3 separate regions of the Homo sapiens genome follow, and regions 1 and 2 are each linked to region 3. The links are chromatin loops, found by intact Hi-C in ENCODE. Cell type or tissue: heart right ventricle. All regions are shown on one strand. Each heading gives the region's core, and the rest is flanking DNA. Links, peaks and the distances in the headings are about the cores only. Region 1 overlaps HIP1 (huntingtin interacting protein 1). Region 2 overlaps HIP1 (huntingtin interacting protein 1). Region 3 overlaps HIP1 (huntingtin interacting protein 1).

Region 1 (5,862 bases), core at 1-5,000, 55 kb before region 3:
GGGTTCTGGATGAGGCACCACCAATAAATAAGTAGCCCCAAGGCCAAGTCACCCAGGGGCTTTGGTCCCCATCCCAGCCACGGCCTCCCCCCATCAGGCCCTCCATGACCCTTATGAGAAGTGTCAGCATTCACAAAAGCTTTCTCCCTCCCTGGGCTCAGGGCAGGAGCCACTTACAAGTTGTTCACGTCACTTTCTCCAGCCTCGTCCAGCTGGCGGTCACTCATCTGCAGGTTGCCTGGGAACCTGGGATTCTGGAAGGGAGGCAGAGGAAGGGAGTCAGGGCAGAAGACATGAAGAGCCCTCTCTCAGCCGGGCGTGGTGGCACACGCCTGTGGTCCCAGCTACTTGGGAGGCCGAGGTGGGAGGATTGCTTGAGCCCGGGAGTTCAAGTTTACAGTTCAAGGCCACTGCACTCCAGCTTGGTTACAGAGTGAGACCCTACCTCAAAACAAACAAAAAAGAAAAAAAGAAAAATCGCTGGTATCATCAATCATTGCTGAGTATCTACAGCCAGCATGATCCTGTCATCTGTGTGGTTTGTCCCTGTGGCAAAGGGAAAAGGCCACAGAGATGGGTGGCCATTCCATCGTGGGGCATCTACATGTACAAGTGGATACTTTAGGCTCTAGGCCAGGTGCGGTGGCTCACACCTGTAATCCCAGCACTTTGGGGGCCAAGGCAGATGGATCACTTGGGGTCAGGAATTAGAGACGAGGCTGGCCAACATGGCAAAACCCTGTCTCAACTAAAAATACAAAAATTAGCCGGGTGTGGTGGTGCACGCCTGTAGTCCCAGCTCCTTGGGAGGTTGAGGCAGAATTGCTTGACGCTGGGAGGCGGAGGTTGCAGTGAGCTGAGATCGCACCACTGCACTCCAGCCTGGGCAAGAGTGAGACTCCGTCTCCCCCACCGCAAAAAAAAGAAAAAAAAATCCCCATTGCAGACTTTGCTCCTGGGCTCCATGGTGCCAAGGCCTCTGAGGCTTGACCTGGCACCTGGGACACAGTTTTCCTTTGCCCCAAGTCATACACGCTGAGATTACAACCTCTGACCTCAATTTCAGCACCTTCACCTCTACTCCATCCCCACTCCAGACTCTGCCATCACCTAAAACATCCCTGCCCAGACCTCCCCACACCAGCATCTCCCTCTCTGGCTGCATCGCCCAGGCCTCTGCCCTTTCAGTCCTCTCCTGCCCTCAAGTCCACCCACTACTCACGCTTCTGTCTCAGAGATGGCCAGTCCCCTCCTGCTCCCTCTCCTCCCCATCTCTCTGCCTGCCTTTGCTTCCTGGCTCAGTCTTGACATCATGACTGGTGGCCTGGCTCCACTTCCCCACACCCTGCCTGCCTTTCTACCACACTGCTTGGAAGACCTGCTGAGAGCCTGGGTCCTTGTCATCGGCTCTGCACCTAGGGCCGGCTGCCGACTGTCCCTGGAGAAAGACTCACAGCTGGTGTCACTATGCATTCACGCTCTCTGTCCTGAACGTCCGTCTCAGTCAGCTCGGGCAGTTATAACAAGATACCATGCACTGGGTGGCTTAACCCATAGAGAGTGTCTTTCAGTTCTCGAGGCCAGGGAGTTCAAAGTCAGGGTGTTGACAGATTCGGTGCCTGGTGAGGCGCTTCATCCTGATTACGTTGCTTACATGGCAGAGGAGGGGGAAACCAGCTCTCTCTTGTTTCTCTCTCTTTTTTTATTTTTTAGAGACATGGCCTCACTGTTGCCCACGCTGGAGTGCAGTGGCATGATCATCACTCACTGCAGCCTCGAATTCCTGGGCTCAAGTGATCCTCCACCTCAGCCTCCTCAGTAGCTGGTACTACAGGCATACACCACCATGCGGGCTAATTTGTGTGTGTGTGTGTGTGTGTGTGTGTGTGTGTGTGTGTGTGTGTGTGTTTAGTAGAGATGGGGTTTCGCCACATTGGCCAGGCTGGTCTTGAACTCCTGACCTCAGGTGATCCGCCCGCCTTGGCCTCCCGAAGTGCTGGGATTACAGGTGTGAGCCACCACGCCCAGCCAGAGAATGAATTTTTCTTTAATGTGTGCGGGATATTTTTGTTGTTGTTTTCGAGACGGAGTCTCACTCTGTTGCCCAGGCTGGAGTGCAATGGCATGATCTCAGCTCACTGCAACCTCAGCCCCTTGGGTTCAAGCGATTCTCCTGCCTCAGCCTCCTGAGTAGCTGGGATTAACAGGCACGCACCACCATGCCCGGCTAATTTTTTTGTATTTTTAGTGGAGATGGGGTTTCACCATGTTGCCCAGGCTGGTCTTGAACTCCTGACCTCAGGTGATCCACCCGCCTCGGCCTCCCAGAGTGCTGGGATTACAAGCGTGAGCCACCGCGCCTGGCCAAAAAAAATTTTTTTTAAGAGACAGGGTCTCACTGTGTTGCCCAGGCTGGTCTCACCTCAAGCCTTGGCCTCCCCAAATGCTGGGATTGCAGGTGTGAGCCACTCTGCCCAGCCTCCTTCCCCACTCTTGTATCGCTAATTGCTAAAAACTGGAAAAGTCCTTTGCTCCTCCACACTTGGACAATACCAGCTTCCCCTTTTTCTCTGCTTTCTAAAACCAGGAAAAACAAGACAGCAGTGAGCTCGAGAGCCTCTGGAAGCAAAGCCAGCTGCATCCTCTTCGACCCCAGTTCTCCAAGCCCACGTGACCATTCCCTTCTGCCCTTCCATGCTATTAAAAGCTAGGGGACTGGCTATTGGCACCAGCTGCTTCTGATGCCACTGAACTCTGCTGTCTTCCTATATACAAGGCAAAGGGACCCCTTTGGCCTCTATCAGCCCCGCAGCCCCACTGCCCCAGCTCCCATCCCAGTCCTCTTCCTCCTTAACCTTCTTCCCAGTCTTGCTTTCTCTACACCCTCCTTTCTTTCCTTTTCCACCTAAAATCCTACCCTAGGCCCTTCCTCCTCCCACTTTCCATTTAACACTTTTTTTTTTTTTTTTGAGACAGAGTCTTGCTCTGTCACCCAGGCTGGAGTGCAGTGGCGCCATCTCGGCTCACTGCAACCTCCGCCTCCTGGGTTCAAGCCATTCTCAAGCCTCAGCCTCCTGAGTAGCTGGGATTACAGGTGCGTGTCACCACGCCCAGCTAATTTTTGTGTTTTTAGTAGAGATGGGGGTTTCACTATGTTGGTCAGGCTGGTCTCCAACTCCTGGCCTCAAGTGATCCTCCTGCCTTGGCCTTCCATTGTGTGGAGATTAGAGGTGTGAGCCACCACATCCAGCTCAATTTAACACTTTCAATCTCTACTCCCAAAACGTCTTTTTTTTTTTTTTTTTGAGATTGAGTCTTGCTCTGTCGCCCAGTCTGGAGTGCAGAGGCAGCATCTCGGCTCGCTGCAACCTCCGCCTCCCAGGTTCAAGCGATTCTCCTGCCTCAGCCTCCCGAGTAGCTGGGACTACAGACGTGAGCTAATTTCTTTTTGTATTTTTAGTAGAGACGGAGTTTTGCCATGTTGGCCAGGCTGGTCTTGAACTCCAGACCTCAGACGATCCGCCCGCCTTGGCCTCCTGAAATGCTGGGATGACAGGCGTGAGCCACTGCGCCCAACCCCAAAACATCTTAAATCCAGTTCTCACCTTTCCCCGCCTCCTCATGACACCTTTACCAGAGCCCGGTCCTCCCTCCAATCACACGCTACAAGCCCCCTCCCCTCCACACTCTCAGCCTCTCCCTCCTGCTTCTTCGCCTTGCAATCCAGCCCAAGGGCAGCCCGACTCCCCGCCTCAGCCTCTGACACCCTGGCCTGGCCCAGCCTCAGTTCTGGTTTACGTTGCCTCCTATGTGCCCACCCCTCTGCCTGATCCCCGTTGTCTCCCACAGTTGCCAGACCCCTGTACACCCCGCAGCTGCTCGCCTCCCCCACCTCACACTATCCATTGTGTCACCTTCTTCTCTCTTTTTTCTGTGAAACAGGGCCTCACTCTGTTGCCCAGGCGGGAGGGCAGTGATGCGATCATAGCTCACTGCATCCTTGACTTCCCAGGCTCAAGGTATCCTCCCACCTCAGCCTCCCGAGTAGCTGGGACTACAGTTGCACACTACCACGCCCGGCTAATTTTTAAATTTTTTTGTAGAGACAGGATCTTGCTATGGCCCAGGCTGGTCTCAAACTCCTGGTCTTAAGCGATCCTCCAGCCTCGACCTCCCATAATGCTCAGATTACAGGCATGAGCCACTGTGCCCAGCCAGGAATTGTTTTTATTAACAGTAAAATCAATGCTTCTGTAACATTTTCATAAGGCAATATAGTGCCTAGGGTTACTCTTTCTTTTTTTTGTTTTTTTTTTTGAGACAGAGTCTCATTTTGTCTCCCAGGCTGGAGTGCAGTGGCATGGTTTTGGCTCACTGCAACCTCTGCCTCCTGGTCTCAGGTTCAAGCGATTCTCCTGCCTCAGCCTCCCGAGTAGCTGGGACTACAGGCATGCATCACCACCATGGGTAATTTTTGTAATTTTAGTAGAGACGGGGTTTTGCCATGTTGTCCAGGCCAGTCTTGAACCCCTGACCTCGGGTGATCCATCCGCCTGGGCCTCCGAAAGAGCTAGGATTATAGGTGTGAGCCACCGTGCCTGGCCAGGTTTCTTTCTAGCTGCAAAATGGGGAACAAAGGGTGCAGAAGACACGGGCCAAAATCCCAGCCTTCGTCACACCCCGTGGGCCTGGCGGTGGCTTTCCTCTCTCACAGCTTGGGTACATGATGTGCACACTTCCTCAGAAGCCTGGGCTGTCTATTACCTGAAAGAGCTGACAAATGAGCCCAGGGAGGGGCTGAAGGGATGGAGCAGGGGAGGCGGCGGTGGCGGCAGAACTGTCCGCAGAGACTCACTTTGGTGTGGTACTCCATCTTGGTTCTTAGCAGTTTCAGGTAGATGCTGCACAGCTGGCCATACCCCTCGCTCAGGTGGCCCTTTTAGGAAGAGGAGGGGAAACAGAGTCAACAACAAGAACATAACAGTCAAGAGATCTGCAGCCAGGAATTCTCTGGTAAAGAATCTATCTTCTTTGTTTTCTCCCCTTTATTTTATTTATTTAGAGATGGGGTCTAGCTCTGTTGCCCAGGCTGGAGTGCAGTGGCATGATCTCGGCTCACTGCAGCCTCCACCTCCTGGGTTCAAGTGATTCTCCTGCCTCAGCCTCCCGAGTAGCTGGGATTACAGGCACGCACCACCACGCCTGGTCAATTTTTGTATTTTTGCTAGAGATATGGTTTCACCATGTTACCCAGGCTGGTCTCAAACTCCTGGCCTTGAGTGATCCACCTGCTTTGGCCTCCCAAAAGGCTAGGATTACACTACAGGTGTGAGCCACCACGCCCAGCTAATTTTTGTAGCTTTTAGTAGAGATGGGGTTTCACCATATTGGCCAGACTAGTCTCGAACTTCTGATCTCAGGTGATCTGCCCGCCTCTGCCTCCCAAAGTGCTGGGATTACAGGCGTGAGCCACCGCACCCAGCCATCTACCTTTATTCTTAAATGTAAAATAGAATCAATCTATTTTTCTTGCTTAATATGCTGCAATTTTATTCAACTTCTTAAACTTTCTTTCATTATTTTTAGTGACTGACCAGTATTATTGTAATTTATTGAACTGACTCAATAAATTCAAATGAGCTGAAGCCAATTCAAACCAGTTGAAATTTTTGCTATCATAAACCATTTCAATGAACATTCCTTATAGCACAATCTTTTGTACAAACATAAGGACTGCCTTTGATAAATTCTGGACAAAGCTTCCTACTTAAGAATGTTGAGTCTGGCCAGGTGCAGTGGCTCATGCCTGTAATCCCAGCACTTTGGGAGGCCGAGGAGGGAGGATTGCTTGAGCTCAGGAAT
Region 2 (5,953 bases), core at 655-5,654, 75 kb before region 3:
TTGTCGCCCAGGCTGAAGTGTAGTGGCACGATCATAGCTCACTGCAGCCTTGATATCCCAGGCTCAAATGATCTTCCCACTTCAGCCTCCTGAGTTACTGGGACTACAGGTGTGTACCACCTGCCCAGCTAATTTTTTTACTTTTATTTAATAAAGATGGGATCTTGCTATGTTGCCCAAGCTTGGTCTTAAACTCCTGGCCTTAAAAAATCCTCCTACCTCATCCTCCCCACATGTTGGGATTACAGGCATAAGCCATTGCCCCCAACCCTTCAAGATGTTCTGTATCTAAGAAGCCCCAGTATCATTAAGAATTCCTCTTTGGTTAGTGTTTTGAGGCAGACCATGGCTTAACTTAGCTCCTGAACCATCTGCTTGAACCCAGCTTGGACTCACTTCTCATCCTTGTTCACACCATTTTGACTGTTGAAATTGAAGGGATCACTGCTGAATGAACTGCCAAAGATGTCATCAAACTTGTTGTCAAATAAATTCTGTGGTTGACCAAAAAGGAGTGAGAATAAGTCAGAGAGCCAGAGAATTCTGTGTGTGGGTCAGTTGAGTGATATGGGAGAATGCCCCCTTTCTCGAATTAAACGGTTCAGACCTGTTTAATTTTTTTAATTTTTTTGAGACAGGTTCTCGCTCTACTGCCCAGGCTAGAGTACAGTGGTGCAATCATAGCTCACTGCAGCCTCCAACTCCTGGCTCAAGTGATCCTCCTGTTTCAGCCTCCTGAGTAGCTGGAAGTATAGGTGTGTGCCACCATACCTGGATAATTTTTTTATTTTAATTTTATGTATTTATATTTTTAGGGCCTGGTTCTTGTTCTCTTGCCTAGGCTGGAGTGCAGTGGCATGATAACAGCTCACTGTAGCCTTGGCCTCCCAGGCTCAAGTGATCCTCCCATCTCAGCTTCCCACATAGCTGGGACCACAGGTATGTGCCACCACATCTGGCTAATTTTGTAAAGATGGGGCCTTACTATGTTGCCCAGGCTGGTCTTGAACTGGCCTCAAGCAGTCTTCCCACCTTGGCCTTGCAAAGTGTTGGGATTACAGCTGTGAGCCACTGCACCCATTTATGACCCTTCTGGGAGCCACAGAGCAGGATGCTCAGCCTAGGTTGGTGCTAGGTGAATGAAGAGAAGCCTGAACCTGGTTAGAGTCAATGGGCTTTGGCCAGGGTCTCCCCCAGCCTCTCCCCTGTACTTGCAGGTGAGAGGAAAGGCCAAGTTTCTCTCCCAAGTGGTCCTCACCTGCTGAGAGGCATCCATGTCCATGAGGTCATCCTTCTCTAGGACTGGCTCGCTGTCGGGGGATGAGGCCTCTGCAGGGATCACCACCACAGGGCTGATATGTTCTGACAGGGCTGAGGCTCGCAGGAAGTTGGGTGGGTTCTGAAGACGGAGACACATCCTCAAATAGTGCTTGCTTGCCAGGCCCCGCCGGCCCTTAAGAGAGTACCTGGGGCCTCTGCAGTGCCGAGGGTGTGTGGTTGGGCATGCTTACCTCAGGCAGCTGGGGGATCTGAATGAGCCGCTTGAAGTACTGCAGGTTGCTGGAGCGGTAGAACAGATCTTTCAACCTAGGGGTGGAGAAGGACCTGAGGGGTGCTGGGTGTCTTCATCAGCCCCATGTAGGGGACAGAGCAGCCACCTGGCTTTCCTGCCCCCTCCCCAGCCCAAAGGCACAGGCTGTCAAGGAGATAAACTCCATGGTGCTGGGATTCAATTATGATGCTGCAGAGGATTATTTAAAGCTGGTCCTCAGTGACCTGCTGGTGAGGAAAGAGTAATTCATGCTACAAATCCTTTGGAAGAGTAGATAATCAAAAAGCTAATTTCTTCATTGCTGTAGAACACATGTTGTTATTTTGCAGATTTAACTTCCGAGGAGTGTTTGGTTTAGAGTAACATTAAAAGAAATTGACTTTCTCTGAGGATAAGCCATCTAACCATAGGAAAAGGGAAGGGAATTTTACTACAAAGGTAGCTCTCTTCTTTCATTACTTCTCTTTGTTTTTGGACTATTTGTTCTCTCCACAATTAAGACTATAAGTTCCTGGGAAGTGGGGACTGAGCTCCGCTGAGCTGTTTCCCATAATGCCAGGGACAGGGCAGCCGTTCAATAAACACTTGGAGAATTACAATCGTTTGGTACTATGTCCTAATCTTGGGTGGATATGCACATGAAGAAACCAATATTTTTTTTCTCTCTCTCTCTCTTTTTGTAGAGGCAGGGTCTTGCTCTGTCACCCAGGCTAGAGTGCAGTGGTGCAATCAGAGCTCATTGCAGCCTTGAATTCCTGGGCTCAAGCAGTCTTCTGCCTCAGCCTCCTGAGTAGCTAGAATTACAGGGATGCACCACCATGCCTGGCTAATTTTTAATTTTTTGGTAGAAACAGGCTCTTGCTGTGTTGCCCAGGCTGGTCTCAAACTCCTGGCTTCAAGCAATCCTACTGCCTTGGCCTCCCAAAGTGCTGGGATTACAGGCATGAGCCACCACATCTGGCAAAATCAACATCTTTTTCTCATTCTCAAATCTCTATTTTGAATCTAAACACTGAAGACCAAGAAACCTAAGAGAATCCAGACTTATATATTCTTCATTTTTATTTTGTTTGTTTATTTTTTGAGATGGAGTGTCGCTCTTATTGCCCAGGCTGGAGTGCAATGGCGCGATCTCGGCTCACTGCAAGCTCCACCTTCCAGGTTCAAGGGATTCTCCTGCCTCAGCCTGCTGAGTTGCTGGGATTACAAGCATGTGCCATCATGCCTGGGTAATTTTGTATCTTTAGTAGAGATGGGGTTTCTCCATGTTGGTCAGGCTGGTTTCGAACTCCCGACCTCAGGTGATCCGCCCGTCTCGGCCTCCCAAAATGTTGGGGTTATAGGCGTGAGCCAATGTGCCCTGCCTATTTGTAAATATTTTTTTGAGATTGGGTCTTAGTCTGTCGCCCAGGCTGGAGTATAGTGGCAAAATCATAGCTCACTGCAGCCTTGACCTCCCTGGGCCCAAGGGATCCTCTCACCTCAGCCTCCAAGTAGCTGGGAGTACAGGTGTGTGCCACCACACCTGGCTAATTTTTTGTGTGTTTTTGATAAAGATGGGGTCTCTCTATGTTGTCCAGGCTGGTCTCAAACTCCTGGGCTCAAGCCATCTACCCACCTTGGCCTTCCAAAGTGCTGGGATTATAGGTGAGAGCCACCATGCTTGGCCTGTTTTAATTTTTTTAGAGACAAGGTCTTGCTGTGTCACCCAGGCTGAAGTGCAGTGGAACGATCAAGGCTTGCTGCAATCTCAACCTCCTGGGCTCAAGCGATCCTCCCACCTCAGCCTCCTGAGTAGCTGGAGTTAACTACATCTATTCTGAGATGAAAGGGGTACATGGGCCTTAAATCCTTTGGCCTGCAACAATGAACTTTCTCCAGCTTAGTCCAATAAACGAAACCCCCAGGGTCTCGTTACAGCCTGTCAGATCCCAAGACTTAGGCCTGTCTCTGTCTCTGTGACATCACTGCTGCTTCCCCTGAATTCAAGGACAGTGAGGTCTCAGACAGCAGCCGTGTCTGTGTGGAACAGCAAAGTGGCTACTCAGGGGAGATGTTTTTCTAAGCTAGAAGCAAATGAAAGGAAATGAAATCACCTGACCACACATCCCCATCTTGCTGGTTTGGAGCCAACAGTAACAGGCTCAACTGCTTTCACAAGCTACCGGAATTTGACATTCCAGGAAATCAGCCTCAGGGCCTGTCTCCTTGGACTAAAGAAGCCATTTATCACAGAATATGTACTCGGCTTCTCAAATGGAACAGGGGTACCAGGAGGTGGGTACAACCACACACTTGTCCTTCGCTTGCTCCTGGGGAACCAGGCAGAGAAGCTGAAACTTGGCATTTGGGAGTTATGGTCAAGGGTGAGGAAATTAACAGGAAAAACAAGAGAGTGCACTTTTACACAGCTAAGTCAGGAGGCCCTTCTCAGCCCCCTCTGTCCTCCCAACTCTCACTCTATTATCCTTCCCTTTTGCCTGGTTTCGCCTCCCCTCCCCTCCTTTCCTTTTTTTTTTTTTGGATGGAGTCTTGCTCTGTTGCCCAAGCTGTAGTGCAGTGGCATGATCTCAGCTCATTGCAACCTCTGCCACCTGAGTTCAAGCAATTCTCCTGCCTCAGCCTCCTGAGTAGCTGGGATTACAGGGCTAATTTTTGTATTTACAGTAGAGACAGGGTTTCATCATGTTAGCCAGGCTGCTCTCAAACTCCTGACCTCAAGCGATCCACTTGCTTCGGCCTCCCAAAGTGCTGGGATTACAGGTGTGAGCCACTGCACCCAGCCTAAGTAAAGATCTTTTGTTTTTGTTTTTGTTTTGAGATGGAATCTCATTCTGACGCCCAGGCCTGAGTGCAGTGATGTGATCTTGGCTCACTGCAACCTCCACCTCCTGGGTTCAAGCGATTCTTCTGCCTCAGCCTCCCGAGTAGCTGGGATTACAGGTGTGCACCACCATGCCCTGCTAATTTTTTAGTAGAGACGGGGTTTCACCATGTTGGCCAGGCTGGTCTTGAACTCCTGACCTCAAGTGATCTGCCCACCTCGGCCTCCCAAAGTGCTGGGATTACAGGCATGAGCCACTGCACCCGGCTGGTGTTAGCAACTTTTATTGAGGCGGCAGTGCACAGCCAGCAGCGGAGGTCCTGTTCCTTGCAGCGCAGGGCTACTCCATACGCAGTGAGCCCAGAATAGCAGCTGTTACATTTATACCCACTTTTAATTATATGTAAATTAAGGGGCAGATTATGCAGAAATTTCTAGAAAAAAAGTGGTAAATTCCAGATTGTCAGGTTATTGCCATGGAAAGGGGCGCTAACTTCCGGATGTTGCCATAGCAATGGTAAACTGTCACTGCACACTGGTAGGTGTGTCTTATGCAGAGGTGCTTCCGCCCTTTCCCTGTTTTACTTGTCCTTAATTTGGTCCGATGCCCAAGCCCTGCCTCCAGAGTCCAGTCTCCCATCCCACCTCAGAAGCAGGTCATATTTGTAGGGTATCAACCAAACCTGCTAGTGGATTGGACATGGGGGATGAGGAAAATGGTGACTTCCAGATCTCTGGCCTAAATGGATGATGGCAGTATTTGTTGAGATAGAAAAGAATGGGGAGGGGCTGGGCACAGTGACTCGCGCCGGTAATCCCATCACTTTGGGAGGCAGATCACTTGAGGTCAGGAGTTCCAGACCAGCCCGGCCAACATGGTGAAATCCTGTCTCTACTAAAAATACAAAAATTAGTCGGGCATGGTGGTGGGCGCCTGTAATCCTAGCTACTGAAGAGGCTGAGGCAGGAGAATCACTGGAGATGGGGAGGCTGAGGTTGCAGTAAGCCAAGATCACACCACCGCACTCAAGCCTGGGTGACAGAGCGAGACTCTGTCTCAAAAACAAAAACAAAAACAAACAAACAAAAACAGAATGGAGAGAGAAAGGTTTTTTTTTGTTTTTTTTTTTTGAGAAAACCTAAAGTACAGTTTGAGATTTAAGTATGCTATACAGATGTCAAATTGGGGACAAGAGGCTGGCATTCAGAAGTAAGGTCTGGCTAGAGATGCATATTTAGGGGTTATCAGTCTATAAATGCTATAAGACCAGAACTTAGGGAGACAGAAAAGAGAAGAGGATGAAGTCTGGGGCATAAGCAGGCAACTAATGAATGGATGAAATCTCTTTCTTCTATATGCTTCTATGGGATTTATTAGATAACCAATAGTTACCCTAGCTATAGGTAGATTTGCCTCTGTCTGAGCTATTTTCTGTCACTTTATCACCTTAGAATGAAGATAACCTCAGGTCGGGTGCAGTGGCTCACGCCTGTAATCCCAACACTTTGGGAGGCTGAGGTGGGCAGATCACAAGGTCAAGAGATCGAGACCATCCTGGCCAACATGGTGAAACCCT
Region 3 (5,953 bases), core at 336-5,335:
CCCCAAACAACCATCTCGATGTTTCCTGATTTCAAACCTCTGTACCAGCCAAATGTCTTCAGCCTCACCCAATGGACTCTGCCCATCCTCTTCCTGCGATTCTCCCAACAGGCAATGCCTACCCCACCCAACCTCCAAGGGCCAACTGAGGTCTTGGTCTTCCTTCTGAACTCTGCACTCCAGTCCCTTCTCAGACCCCCATGGTCCTCAAAGCTTTGGCCTTCTGATCCAGGCCTGTATTGATAGCTAACTGTTGAGTCGGCCTGTATCTCTCTGGATCCTTCACTTTCATGCTAAGGGCCTTGAGAAGCAGGGAGGGAGGCCTTCGATGATGTTTCTTTGTGTTCTTTACCCAGCACTTGCTATAGAAATTATGAGAATTAAATAAATGCTGTTGATTAATGAGGGATGGATGGACAGAGGTCCCTGAGTCCTATAAGCTTGTCCTTGCAGGCCAAGCTTTGCAGGGAACCTGGGTGCAGGGCTGGGAGGATGCTCAAGGGTGATTCGGTTTAGTGGCCATTGGACTAAAGTAGAGTTTCGAAGCTTCAGATCCCTCAACCTCCTAATCATAGCCCAGACAGATGAGTCTTCTGGTCTTGCTCAGACACCTCTAGGAAAGAACTACTGCTTAGTTTTCTACATCTCCACCCCCATAGCTGCAGAGAGGATTTTTTTTTTTTTTTTTTTTTTTTTTTGAGAGGGAGTTCTAATACATGCCCAAAGAAAGCGAGATTTCATGGCAGACAGACAAGGAATGCTGGTCCAACCTCTGGGCACTCACTGCCCAACCATGAACAGGTATTTCTCTCCAAATAAAGATAGGAACCCAAATAAAGACATGAAGCCCCTCAAGCAGCCCCCAACCCCAGGGGCAATGCTCAGTCAGTCTGAGACTGATGCAGGCCATAGAATAGGACTCTCCCCTGTCATCAGCCCCCATCCCATTGTCTCCTAGCCAAGACAGAGTGCCAAAGGCCAGGGCCGGGCAGAGAACCAACCTCCCTTGGTTGCCTCGAAAGGGCACCCTCTGGGGAAAAGTAATATAATTCTGAACAAGATAAACTCAAATTCTAGTACCTCCTCATCTCTATGGCAAGGGCAGACCCAGACCCCCCCCCCCCCCCCACACACACACATACACACACACACACACACACACACACACAGCCCACGACAGCTCCTTTCCTCGAAAGCCCTGATTGCCTCCCCCCTCCCAAGACCCGCCTGACACACAGGCCCTTGAGGGTTGCAAGGCTGGACGGTAGGGACAGTACCCTGGTCTAAACTCGGGGTCAGGGTGATTGAGATGGCAAGGGCACCCTTAAATCTCCATTCAGAGTGACAGCCAATCAAGACCCCTGGGAAAACCTGCAGTTTCCGGGCCTCCAGGTGCTCCCTGCGAACCCCCCTCCCATCAGAATCCCCCAAATCACATCCTGGTACCGGCTGAAGGCTGCTCCTTGGTCTCAATCAATAAGCAATGATTTCTTCAAGATCCTACTGTATTCGCGGTGGAGGTGGGGGTGGAGGGCTTCTCTGGGGGAGGGCACAGACCCCTCCAGAGGAGCCCATTTCTAAAGGAAAGGCGGAGTCATGCTTAGGAGGCGAAGGTGTTGGCTGCACCTCAGGCCCACTGAAGCTGGGGTTCCCAAGTGGCCAACCTAGAACCTTCCCCGTCTCTGCCAAGGGCTCCATTCCTGCCCCCTCACCTCCTAGGATGGTTGAAACCTGGCTTCTCACTGTCCTCCCAGCGCCACCTGTGCCTCCCTGCCCACGGGCTCAGCCCCACACATCTTCCATCGATCTCCTGTAGGTGTGCGGGCAGGGGGCTCCGGAGGGCACGGTACAAGCCCCTTCCGGCGGCGCTGCCCTCCCTCCCGTCCGGCAGGTCTCCCGAGGTGGGCGGCGAGCCCCGCAGCCCAGTCCCTGGAGTCCAGCGCGATCTCCCGGGCAGCCCGGCGGCGGCGCGGCGGGAAAGCCAGAGCCCATCCCGGCCGGCCAGCCGCCTCCAGAATCCTGGCCCGGCTCCCTCCTCCGGCACGCCTGGAGTTGGGGCCAACAGGCAGGATCAACAATCCAGAAACTTTCAATGGATCGCGCCGGCTAGGAGGGGGAGAAGGGAGGGCGCCAGGGCTGGGGGTGTGGGGAGGGGGCTCGGGGCAAAGCCCCTGCTCACACTTACCATCTTGCTCACATCCATGACCGAGGCTGCGGGGCACCCCCCCACCCCTGGAGATCCCGCTTCCCCCAAAGCTGCTCCCGGCTAATCGCGCCCCGAGGGTGCCATGCTGCGGGGAGGGCGGCCGGCAGGGCCCCCGCGGACCGGGGCAGGCGGCGGCGGCGGCGGCGGCACCAAGGCTGGACCGGAGAAAGGAAGGGGAGGGGGAGGGGAGGCGGCGAGGGGGAGGGGGAGGGGGGCGGGCGCGGAGCCGCAGCGCGCGCCGGGGGCGGGGGAGGCGCGGCCCCGCCGGCAGAGACCGGCGCGCCCGAGCCCCCGGGGACCGGGAAATCCCGGAATCAGCTGGCGGGGGCGCGAGGGGAGACCGGGAGGCGGGTTCCCGGGCCAGATCCCGCGGCCCCCGGGCTCGCACGGCGAGGATGTGATTTGAATAACAAAAGGTGGCTTCTCCCCAGAGTTCCCGGTGGCGGGGATCGCCGATCCCGGAGCGAGAGGCCGCCGGCCCGCCAGGAAGCGTGTGTGTGTGTGTGTGTGTGTGTGTGTGTGCGCCCGCGTGTGTGTGCAGGCGTGCGTGTGCATGCATGCGTGTGTTTTGGTGGTGGGATCAGTGGGACTCAGGAAGTGAGCAGGGGAGGTGGTGAAAAAGGAGGGACAGATGGGGGGCGCAGGAGGCCGACATTCCAGTGGGGGCAGGGGGTCCGCTCGGCCCCTCCCCACTTGGCTTCCCTGGACAAAGGGGGAATTCACGGCCAGTTGTTTGCCTCCTGCGGCTAATCTGGAGGGGCCTCCCGAATGAGACTGGGGTCTCCAAACAGATGGGCAATTGGGAGGAAGTGGAACAGGTATCCCCAGGAAGGCTCTGAGCGTCCCCCTCCCACGTGAGCCACAGCCAGCCCTTCCTGGAGTGAGGGAAATTGGCTCCGTGGTTCCTAAATGATGTCTGCCCTGAGCTGGGAGCTCCTTTCTCTCAAGCCAGAATCCCGATGTCCCTTTCCTTATTCGATGCCGAAATGCAAGGCAGACATTCCCCTCTGCAGTAGACACAGCTGGTGGCCTCAAAAGGTCTCCTGGCAAATGCTCCTTTGGGGCAAGTTCTCCGGAAAAAGCCTGGCCATTCAAGCCTATAGTTTCAACACAGTCTGTCCCCCCAAAATCAGATGGCAGTAAAGTTTTGGATGCAGCAGGGACCTGAGAGTCCACCTAGATCAACCCCACTTTATACGGAGAGGAAACTGAGATCCAGAGAGGGAGAGGGAGGTGCCCCAGGTCACACACCCGGCAGGGACTGGGGAGCAGGGCAGACTTCAGTAAGGACCATCCAGCCCAAGCCCAGAAGGGCTTCCCATGCTGCCACGGGGCAACCATGAAGTTAGGGCTTTTAAAATAATGAACAGGTGGGCCTGGCTCCCGGCGGGCTCACGCCTGTAATCCCAGCACTTTAGGCCTGTAATCCCAGCACTTTGGGAGGCTGAGGCAGGCAGATTGCTTGAGGCCAGGAGTTCAAGACCAGCCTGGCCAAAATGACGAAACTCCCGTCTCTACTAAAAATACAAAAATTAGCCGGGTGGGGTGGTGTGCGCCTATAATCCCAGCTACTCGGGAGGCTGAGGCAGGAGAATCGCTTGAACCTGGGAGGCAGAGGTTGCAATGAGCCAAGATCACACCACTGTGCTCCAGCCTGGATGACAGAAGGAGACTCCATCTCAATAATAATAATAATAATAATAATAATAATAATAAATAATGAACAGGTGATGGGATCCAGAACAGCTGCGAGGCCGACCTCTGCACCCACATGAAGGGACCCACATGAAGGGGCCCTGAGGAGAAGGCATCTCCTATCATGGCCCCAGGACCTGCTGGGCTTGCCCTATCACAGCCCCTTCCTGTCAAAGCTGAGTTCTTATCGATGAAATTGGGACTCTATCTGCCTGCCTCCTAGGGGTATGTGAGAACATCAAGATATAAGAAATAATATCTTGGGCTTGGTGGTTCACGCCTCTAATCCCAGCACTTTGGGAGGCTGAGGCAGGTGGATCACTTGAGGCCAGGAGTTTGAGACCAGCTGGGCAACATGGCGAAACCCCGTCTCTACTAAAAATACAAAAATTAGCTGGTCATGATGGCGCACACCTGCAATCCCAGCCACTCGATAGGGTGAGGCAGGAGAATCGCTTGAGCATGGGAGGCAGAGGTTGCAGAGGGCCAAGATCACACCACTGCACTCCAGCCTGGGTGGCAGAGTGAGACTAGGGTCTTGCTATGTTGTACAGGCTGGTCCCTTCAGGAGTTTGAGAACTCCTGGACTCAAGCAATCCACCTGTCTCAGCCTCCCAAAGTGCTGGGATTACAGGTGTGAGCCACCATGCTCAGTCTTCCCTCTATTTTATTTGTTTTTTCTTTTTTGGTTTTCTTTTTCTTTCTTTTTTATTTGCTCCTTGTTTGCTTTTTTTTTTTCTTTGAGACAAAGTCTCACACTTGTTGCCCAGGCTGGAGTGCAATGGTGCAATCTCAGCTCACCACAACCTCTGCCTCCTGGGTTCAAGAAATTCGCCTGCCTCAGCCTCCTGAGTAGTTGGGATTACAGGCATGTGCCACCATGCCCAGCCCCGGCTAATTTTGTATTTATAGTAGAGACGGGGTTTCTCCATGTTGGTCAGGCTGATCTCGAACTCCCGACCTCAGCCTCCCAAAGTGCTGGGATTACAGGCGTGAGCCACTGTGCCTGACTGTTTTTCTACATTCACAATCTGTTCTTCCTCCTGTTTTCTGGCTCAACTAATGGTTCTACCTCCACTGAGCTGGTTAAGCTGGAAACTTCAAAGGCAGCCTTAATTCCTCCAGCAACAATCCCCGCTCCCACTCCATCTAATCAGGTCCCACATCCCTGCGATTCTTTCTTGCAAGTAGCTTCCAATCTATGTCTTATTGACTATTCCTTCCCTGGATAAGACTTTCGACAACAGCCTCTGCCTTCAGTCTCTTCCTGTCCAATTCATCCTATACACATCTAATTGTGACTCCCTACTGGCCAGCCCATCCCAAATAGAAAAAAAGAAAAAAACAACAGGCCGGGTGCAGTGGCTCATGCCTGTAATCTCAGCACTTTGGGAGGCTGAGGTGGGAGGATTGCTTGAGGCCAGGATTCTAGACCAGCCTGGGTAACAGAGTGAGACCCTGTCTTCAAAACAAAACAAAAAACCCTTCTGGTTGGGTACGACGGTTCACACCTGTAATCCCAGCACTTTGGGAGGCTGAGGCGGGAGGATCACCTGAGGTCAGGAGTTCAAGACCAGCTTGGCCAACATGGTGAAACCGTCTCTACTAAAAATACAAAAATATCTGGGAGTGGTGGCGCATGCCTGTAATCCCATCTAGTCAGGAGGTTGAGGCAGGAGAATCACTTGAACACGAGAGACAGAGGTTGCAGTGAGCTGAGATCGCACCACTGCACTCCAGCTTGGGCCACAGAGTGAGACTCTGTCTCAAAACAAAACAAAACAAAACCCTTCTATGGTTTATTTGGTTCTCAATGCTATAGACATATCTGCCCCCATTCTTGTCTATCCTCTCTCATCCTCCCACCCTGCCCATCCATCAAACTGCTCATCTGTGCCCAGGATGCTCCTGGAAGGTCCTTCCCTCTTCCTGAGCTTAGAAGTGTCTTTCTCATCCTTCAGGACTGACCTCAAATGTTACCTTCCCTGACCCATCGGACACAGCCAGTCCCTTGGGAGTCCCTTCCCACAATGGACAGCCTTGAGCACAGCC

What was found. Peaks named below come from ENCODE experiments on the same cell type or tissue, not always from the same donor. Only the 100,000 strongest peaks of a DNase experiment are listed, where the experiment ranks them.
Region 1: it touches region 3 in a loop (1.9-fold over the local background); 11 of 110 quality-filtered maps call a loop at or near these places.
Region 2: it touches region 3 in a loop (1.8-fold over the local background); 8 of 110 quality-filtered maps call a loop at or near these places.

The regions. Positions count from the first base shown.
Region 1 is chr7:75,581,898-75,587,759 of GRCh38, forward strand. HIP1 (huntingtin interacting protein 1) reads right to left here. Exons shown (of 31, transcript NM_005338.7): 5 at 4,856-4,936; 6 at 178-254. Among named protein-coding and RNA genes, the nearest start is that of SPDYE5, 93 kb to the left of the region's middle. In heart right ventricle, for the core only: no CTCF peak of the experiment used is centred there; no DNase peak of the experiment used is centred there.
Region 2 is chr7:75,561,677-75,567,629 of GRCh38, forward strand. It overlaps HIP1 (huntingtin interacting protein 1), which reads right to left. Exons shown (of 31, transcript NM_005338.7): 10 at 1,512-1,587; 11 at 1,259-1,399; 12 at 397-494. Among named protein-coding and RNA genes, the nearest start is that of SPDYE5, 72 kb to the left of the region's middle. In heart right ventricle, for the core only: no CTCF peak of the experiment used is centred there; a DNase peak (open chromatin) is centred at 3,664; H3K27ac peaks cover 2,598 bases.
Region 3 is chr7:75,636,866-75,642,818 of GRCh38, forward strand. All of the region lies in intron 1 of HIP1 (huntingtin interacting protein 1), which reads right to left. Among named protein-coding and RNA genes, the nearest start is that of HIP1, 99 kb to the right of the region's middle. RefSeq lists a silencer at 2,503-2,602 and enhancers at 2,692-3,446, 3,447-4,200. In heart right ventricle, for the core only: no CTCF peak of the experiment used is centred there; DNase peaks (open chromatin) are centred at 2,026, 2,656 and 3,109; H3K4me3 peaks cover 2,080 bases; H3K27ac peaks cover 2,241 bases.